2 separate regions of the Homo sapiens genome follow, and region 2 is linked to region 1. A link is an interaction called in ENCODE POLR2A ChIA-PET data of the cell type or tissue named here. Cell type or tissue: GM12878. All regions are shown on one strand.

Region 1 (4,000 bases):
TAGCTCACTGTAGCCTGGAACTCCTGGGCTCAAGTGATCCTCCTGCCTCAGCCTCCCAAGCAGCTGGGAACTACAGGCATGTACCACCACGCCCAGATAATTTTTAAGTTTTTCGTAGAGGCAGGGTCTCACTATGTTGCCCAGGCAGGTCAGAAACTCCTGGGTTTAAGCGATCCTCCCGCCTCTGCCTCCCAGATTTTGGGATTACAGGCGTGAGCCACTGTGCCTGGTCACTGTCGTTTCTCACCTGGGCTGTATGCAATAGCTTTGAATAGGTCACTGCACTTTTTTCTACCTCTGCAAACTTCTTCACACTTCAGTGTTCTTCTCTCTGTCATGGGCCAAATTTCCAGAACGCTCTCTAGGAACAGTCACTGGAATAAAATCCACACTGCAGGGGTGGCTTTGAGGTCCATGTGGTCTGGCCTCCACTGGCTTTTCCAGCTGCAACTCCTGCTGTTTTCTGTTCCACTAACCCTGGGAGCTGTCATCCTTCCATGCCTTTGCCCATGGTGTTCTATCACTTTCTGTTCAGCAAAATCCTTTCTTGTTAAGCTCCATCTTTCCTTAAAAGCCACCCCAGAATCTCCCAGTCAGGATGAATCTGCGAGTCTTCACATGCAGGGATGGGATCTGTGTCTGTGGAGCACACCTTAGTCCTGGTTGCATTAGAGTCACTCAGTGCCCACCTGGCTCCTGTACCAGATGGGGAACCCCTGTGTCCACCTTTGCATTTTGAGGTCCCTCTCAGTGCAGTGGAAATTGCCCTGCACAACTTTCAAAATTGTTCTCGTCAGTCGGCTTTTTCCTGTTCTGTCTTGCAGATTGAAGCGCTCGTGAAGGACATGCAGAACCCAGAGACAGGGGTCCGAATGCAGAACCAGAGGGTCCTGGTCACCAGCGTTCCTCATGCCATGACAGGTGATGTAGCTTGCACTTTAGTCTTGGCCTGGAATAGACCCCACAGGCCCAATACGGCCCACCTCCTGTGTTTGTAAAAAACTTTATTTTTGGCCAGGTGCAGTGGCTCACGCCTGTAATCCCAGCACTTTGGGAGGCCGAGGCGGGTGGATCACAAGGTCAGGAGATCAAGACCATCCTGGCTAACACGGTGAAACCTTGTCTCTATTAAAATACAAAAAATTAGCTGGGCATGGTGGCAGGTGCCTATAGTCCCAGCTACTCGGGAGGATGAGGCAGGAGAATGGCCTGAACCTGGGAGGCAGAGCTTTCAGTGAGCAGAGATTGCGCCATTGCACTCCAGCCTGGGCGACAGAGCGAGACTCCGTCTCAAACAAAACAAAACAAAACAAAACAAAGCTTTATTTCTAAATAAAGTTTTATTGGAACATATCCATGTTCACTCATTTATGTATTGTCTATGGCTGCTCTTACACTACAATGGCAGAGTTAAAATATATAGTTGTGGCCAGGCACAGTGGCTTACACCTACAATCCCAGCACTTTGGGAGGCCGAGGCAGGTGGATCACCTGAGGTCGGGAGTTCGAGACCGGCCTGACCAACATGGTGAAACCCCATCTCTTCTAAAAATACAAAAATTAGCCAGGCATGGTGGTGCATGCCTGTAATCCCAGCTACTCGGGAGGCTGAGGCATGAGAATCACTTGAACCCGGGAGGCGGAGTTTGCAGTGAGCCAAGATCGCACCACTGCACTCCAGCCTGGGTGACAGAACAAGACTCCCACAAAGCTGAAATGTTTATTTACTATCTAGCGCTCTACAGAGTACATTTGCTGACTCCTGGACTAAAGTCTTCCTCTGAGGAAGGGGTCAGGAGGGAGAAAAGGACTCAACAGGTCATTTCTTGAAGCCATTCCTCCCAGAAGGTCATTTTAGAAACCTTCACTGTCATTTTTTGTTTTGTTGTTTTGTTTGCTTTGTTTTAATGAAACCAAGTAGCAGAAAAAAAAATACTATTTAGCAGAAAAAAGTTGGCCTTTGTTTTGCTCCACCGTTTACCTTCTAATTCATTTCAGGCCCTTCTCAACTGCCCTGTGGGAGTGGTGCCACTGTCTCCTCTCTGTGTGTGGGGGTGAGGTGCCTACAGAGCATCATTTGGGGATATTGGCAAGAAGGGCTGGACGCCAATATTAAGAGAGCATTTTGGTTAATGTGTTACCTGTTTTCTGATCTTGATTTTGCAGTAAAGACAATGTTTCATACTTAGGCGTATTGCCTGCAGAAGCAGACAGCTTCTCATAGCCCAAGCCCGGGCCTCACCACGGCTGTGCTCAATGTGAGGCCTCCCTCTCTATGCCACCCCTGACCTGACTATTTATTTTTCACTCAAGGTGCCCTAGTCTTTGCAGAGACAAGCTGGCTCACAGCTTCCCCTTTCCCTTTCTGACTGCTTAGAAGAAAGGATGCCCCCACCAGCAATGTGTCACTCAGGTTTCCTTGCATGCAAGCAACAGAAGACCCACTCTTTTGTTGGAGCAAAAGGGGAAGTAATTGAAATGCTATAGAGCAGCTCATGGAGGAAAAGGAAACACTGACAAGCCAGACTTTGGAAAGGCCAAGAACCAGCGTAGCTCTGGGCACCCAAAGAGTGGAAACAGGGGGCAGACTTTTCAGGGTGCCTTTGTGTCCCCCATCACCTCAGATGCAGCTGGGGCAATTCTTCCTGAAGGCATCCCTGACCCTGTCCCCCTCCCTGCCTTTGACTGTCATTAATTTTGGCCTGAATTCTCTACTGGACTGGGGCCCTTTAAGGGAAAGTACCTTGTCTTGCTCATCTGGGTAATCCCAATGCTTCTCAGAGCTGTGTTTGTAACAGATGGTTAGTAAAAGTTTATTGAATGCATGAGTCACTTATTGTCTGTCCTTGTGTGGAGAGTGAAGGATTAAATCCTTCAGGTGTCTTTTCTAGCTGTAGCCCTGGTCTCAGTTTACTTTCTCCATTGTTTTTGTTTGTTTGTTTTGTTTTGTTTGTTTGTTTTGAGACAGGGTCTCATGCTGTCTCCCAGGCTGGAGTGCAGTCATAAAATTATGGCTCACTGCAGCCTTGACCTCCTGGGCTCAAGTGATCCTCCTGCCTCGGTTTTCCAAAGTGCTGGGATTACCAGCTTGAGACTCCACAGCTGGCCAGTTTTCTCATTTTTAATGCAAGAATGGCAATCCCTCCCTAAGGGAACGAGTGCAGGAAGGAAGTGAGAGAGTTCTGTGCAGGTGCTGAGTATGCAGTGGGTGCTGGATGGTGGTGGTAGCTAGTGCTTTCCCACACATTGTCTGTTAACACTCACAATAAAGTTAAGGGTAGATATGACTGCCCACTTTTTGCACATGGGGTTATGGAGACCAAAGAGTTTCAGCAACTTGCCTTCATGTCCTTAAGCTCATTTCATGAGTGAGCTTGAATTTCAGCCCAGCAATGTGACTCCAGAGTCCATATATATATTTTATTTTTACTTATACTTTTTTTTGAGACAGGGTCTTTCTCTGTTGCTCAGGCTGGAGTGCAGTGGCACTATCTTGGCTCATTGCAGCTTCTGCCTCCTGGGTTCAAGCGATTCTCATGCCTCAGCTCCGGAGTAGCTAGGATTACAGGCACCCACCACCACATCCAACTAATTTTTGTATTTTTAGTAGAGATGAGATTTCACTATGTTGGTCAGGCTGATCTCGAACTCCTGACCTCAGGTGATCCACCCGCCTCGGCCTCCCAAAGTGCCGGGATTACAGGCATGAGCCACCGCGCCCAGCCCAGAGTCCATATTCTTATCTACTGTCAGTTGTGCACCAGCTGCTTTCCTTCCCTGCACACGGGGCACACTTGGTTCCTGGATTTGGGCGAGGTCGCCCATCCTGCCATGGCTTCCTTGTTCCTCCTGCACAGGTGAATTCCAGCTGCTGTAGAAACAACACAGGGAGAAGCCCTGGTCCTGCAACAACAGCACCGATAAAAAAAAATTATTTAACTTCTTGGACGGCAGGCGTCCCAGGGCTTCCTCGGGACAAAGGTGGCTGATGCGGGAGGCT
Region 2 (4,000 bases), 1.2 Mb before region 1:
GAGCCCCTCCCTCACAGAGCCTGGGGGACTGATGGCCGTCATTGGCATGCTGAGCCATGTTCTGGGGAACTTCAAAATATCTACTTGGGACTCAAACGTTTCTGGTCTCCTGGCTCAGAGGAGGACCGAAGCCAGGCATCCTGTTATCAGAGAGCCAGGATAGAAAATTGGTGAACATGGGTTTGGGGTCAGCTTGAATTCTAGCTTTGCCACAGTGCCTGGCACCTAGTAAGAACTCAACAAATAGTAGCTATTATTATTATTTAATCAATTTATTTATTTATTTTTAGACGTAGTCTCACTCTGTTGCCCAGGCTGGAGTGCAGCGGTGTGATCTCGGCTCACTGCAACCTCCACCTCCCAGGTTGAAGTGATTCTCCTTCCTCAGTCTCCTGAGTAGCTGGGATTACAGGTGTTTGCCACCAAACCTGGCTAATTTTTGTATTTTTTGTAGAGATGGGTTTCGCCATGCTGGCCAGGCTGGTCTCAAACTTCTGACCTCAAGTGATCTGCCTGCCTCGGCCTCCCATAGTGCTAGGATTATAGGCATGAGCCACTGCACCCAGCCAGTAGCTGTTATTATTTTTGTTATTGTTATCAACACCATCAATGTTAGAAACATCACATGGCATCAGAAGGCACTGTCACTCCAGGCTCAGCCTGCCTTCCCTGCAAACAGTAGAAGGCAAATAAAGTATGGGCAACATCGAATTTCTGTCTTTCTTTTTTTTCAGACGGAGTCTCGCTCTGTCGCCCAGGCTGGAGTGCAATGGCGTGGTCTCGGCTCACTGCCACCTCCGCCTCCCGGGTTCAAGCAATTCTCCCTCCTCAGCCTCCTGAGTAGCTGGGAATATAGGCCCGTGCCACCATACCCGGCTAATTTTTGTATTTTTAGTAGAGATGGGGTTTCACTATGTTGGCCAGGCTGGTCTCGAACTCCTGACCTCGTGATCCGCCCACCTCTGCCTCCCAAAGTGCTGGGATTTCAGGCGTGAGCCACCGCGCCCGGCAGGCAGCATTGGATTTCTAAGCTGCCCTACTGGCTATCATGAGGCCTAGGGGGTCCTGGGCTTGTGCCTATGCTAGGTCCAGACCTTGGCTCTGAAAGCAAAGGTGTGGAAAGAATTAAAGCTGTGGCTTGGCTCGGGGCAGGTGTCTAGTTTCAGAGAGCACAAGCTCCTATAAGGGCACTGCGGGAGTCCATGAGGAGATGGCCCAGTTCGGGGGTTGGCCATCCTGTGGTAGGCCCCATCAGGCCCTGAAGAGGCTGCAGGGATGGAGGGGGAGTGGCTGTAGGGTTGGGGGGCAGGGTGGGGGCAGCTGTACCAGCTGGAAGAGGTTCTCCCAATAGTCCTGTGTCATGAGGCGGAAGAGAGCCAAGAAGGCCCAGCTGAAGGTGTCATAGCTGGTGTAGCCATAGTTGGGGTTCCGCCCGGTCTTGATGCACTCATAACCCTCAGGGCAGTGCCTAGGAATAGGACAGGGGGCTGGGTTTAGGGTGGGAGGAGCACTCCAGCTGGGGGCAGATAGGGACCCCAAGGGAAAAATTCCGTCAGTTCTGCCTGTGTCCCCCAAACAGAAAAGTATTCCATCCATGCCCACAGGTTTCCCTGCACTCCCATGCCCCCCAGGTCCTCATCTCTAATCAGCTCCCACCTTCCAAGACCCCTGGGGTGCCTTTTCTGCATCCCTTAGCATCACTCACCCAGCATCACTGCTGTTCCCACAGAGCAGGGCATCGTTGGAGCCCTCCAGGAAGTAGAAGTTCCCTTTGGGAGTCAGAGGCCACAAAGGAGGCAAGTCACCCACATGGACACAGTGTGAGCACCTGCGCCCATTGCACACCTGTGGACAGGTCTGCGCGTACCACATAAACCAAACGGATGTTCCCTGGCTGCCTCTTCCCCGTCCTTTAAGGACAGCTCCAAGTTCCAAGGTCTCTGGGTAGGGACTCGGCAGGGAGCTCAGCTTGAGCCCTGTCAGCCCAGTGCCCAGTGTGGACGAAAAGTCATGACGCAGCAGTGGCACAGAGACGGAACGTGTACGTGTGTGCATGGGGTTATTGTGTACCTATGTAGGGCCCCTGAGTGAAGGGTGAGTGGGGGCTGGAATCCAGGTGCCAGGGTGAGAAGGGTTACCTTTTCCTAATTTGCAAGAAGGCGCTATGTAGACTAACAGTGGCTGTGTGAGAATGTGTGTGTTTCTGGCATGTGTGCCTGTGAAGATGCATATGTGAATAGGATGTGGGTGTGTGGGTGGGTGATGGTGACCCTGCCAGGATGTGAGCATGTGAAAATGTGGTGTGATGAAGGAGGACAGGGGGTGCACAGGTTAGGGAGTAGGAACTATAGACTCTTGCTTTGCATAGTGAGAGCTTTAGGATTTTTTTTTTTTTAGACTGAGTTTCACTCTTGTTGCCCAGGCTAGAGTGTAATGGCATGATCTCGGTTCACTGCAACCTCTGTCTGCCAGGTTCAAGCGATTCTCCTGCCTCAGCCTCTGGAGTAGCTGGGATTACAGGCATGCGTCACCACGCCCGGCTAATTTTTGTATTTTTGGTAGAGACGGGGTTTCACCACGTTGGTCAGGCTGGTCTGGAACTCCTGACCTCAGGTGATCTGCCTGCCTCGCCCTCCCAAAGTGCTGGGATTACAGGCGTGAGCCACCGTGCCTGGCACTTTAGGGTTTTTAAAACAGTTTGCCATTTGTTGCTGCAGTAACCCTTTGAGGAAGGTATTGTTATCTTGATTTTATAGGTGAGGATTCGGAGGGCTGGGGAGATCAAGTGACTAGTCAGAGGTGACACAGGCTGCCAAGTGCTAGCTTTAAGCTCAGGTCCTCGCCATACTATTTGTCTCATAAGAAGTGGAGACAGGGCGGGGAGCGGTGGCTCACGCCTGTAATCCCAGCACTTTAGGAGGCCGAGGTGGGAAGATCACATGAGGTCAGGAGTTCGAGACCAGCCTGGCCAACATGATGTAACCCTATCTTTACTAAAAATACAAAAATTAATTGGGCCTGGTGGCACATGCCTGTAATCCTAGCTACTCGGGAGGCTGAGGCAGGAGAATCGCTTGAAGCCGGGAGGCGGAGGTTGTAGTGAGCTGAGATGGCACCTTTGCACTCCAGCCTGGGTGACAAGAGTGAGACTCCATCTCAAAAAAAAAAAAAAAGAAAATGTGGAGTCAGAGGCTACCCTAGGGACTGGGACAGGATCCCCCTTGCCCGTCACCCTCCCCATTCTTACCTTCATCACTGATGTAGGCGTCCCAATCAAAGGTATCGTTGGTGGCCCAGCTTGCATGGCTGTTCCACGTGTCGTTGGCATACCATGAGTCATTGCCGTACCACATCTCATTGCCATACCATGTGTCATTGCCGTACCACGTGTCATTGCTGTACCACGTGGTGTTGGTGTCGTTGAACGGCGGGGGCCAGCGCACACACTTCTGCCTCAGGTTTCCCATGAAGAGCTGCAGTCCTACCAGCGCAAAGACGCTCAGGCAGAAGACAGTGAGGATCATCACATCCGACAGCTTTTTCACCGACTGGATCAGGGCCCCCACGATCGTCTTCAGCCCTGACCGCAGAGAGGGCAAGGATATTGGCAGGGGGCAGGGCAGGGTGATAACAGAGCCCCCGCGGCCCCCACCGCCAAGCTTTTTCCTACTCCATCTTCAAGGCTTGACTTACTGAGCACCACTACTTCCCCGAAGCCTTCTGAAATTAACTCCACCCTTCTCTGTTCACATCCTCAATCTGGAGCCCTCAAATGGCCACAGACGCTCAGCCACTAGGAGAATGAACTATAAAGACCTGATGGGCTGTTGCCTGACCTATAGAGCAAACAAAGGCATACAGCAGAGCTTAATACATGTCACTAAGTTAGCGCTGTCAAAGTGTGTTCAACAGAACGCTAATCTCCCATGCTGTGCCCTTAAAAAGGGGGCGTTGATAATGTTTGGGAAAAGCTGCGTTCTAGATTCTGCTCTTGGAGAGT

What was found. ChIA-PET counts read pairs that join two places held together with the same protein. Peaks named below come from ENCODE experiments on the same cell type or tissue, not always from the same donor. Only the 100,000 strongest peaks of a DNase experiment are listed, where the experiment ranks them.
Region 2: POLR2A ChIA-PET joins it to region 1 with 5 read pairs; 2 of 35 experiments call an interaction of 5 or more read pairs at or near these places.

What each region holds. Positions count from the first base shown.
Region 1 is chr17:65,152,598-65,156,597 of GRCh38, forward strand. It overlaps RGS9 (regulator of G protein signaling 9), which reads left to right. Exons shown (of 19, transcript NM_003835.4): 2 at 825-921. Among named protein-coding and RNA genes, the nearest start is that of RGS9, 17 kb to the left of the region's middle. RefSeq lists an enhancer at 2,679-2,838. In GM12878, no CTCF peak of the experiment used is centred here; DNase peaks (open chromatin) are centred at 2,456 and 2,766; H3K4me3 peaks cover 310 bases; H3K27ac peaks cover 1,630 bases.
Region 2 is chr17:63,964,776-63,968,775 of GRCh38, forward strand. SCN4A (sodium voltage-gated channel alpha subunit 4) reads right to left here. Exons shown (of 24, transcript NM_000334.4): 6 at 3,248-3,580; 7 at 1,706-1,769; 8 at 1,327-1,468. It overlaps LOC105371858 (a long non-coding RNA gene), which reads left to right. Exons shown (of 4, transcript XR_934910.3): 4 at 1,730-1,798. Among named protein-coding and RNA genes, the nearest start is that of SCN4A, 6.1 kb to the right of the region's middle. RefSeq lists a silencer at 2,516-2,714 and an enhancer at 3,526-4,000. In GM12878, no CTCF peak of the experiment used is centred here; a DNase peak (open chromatin) is centred at 2,266.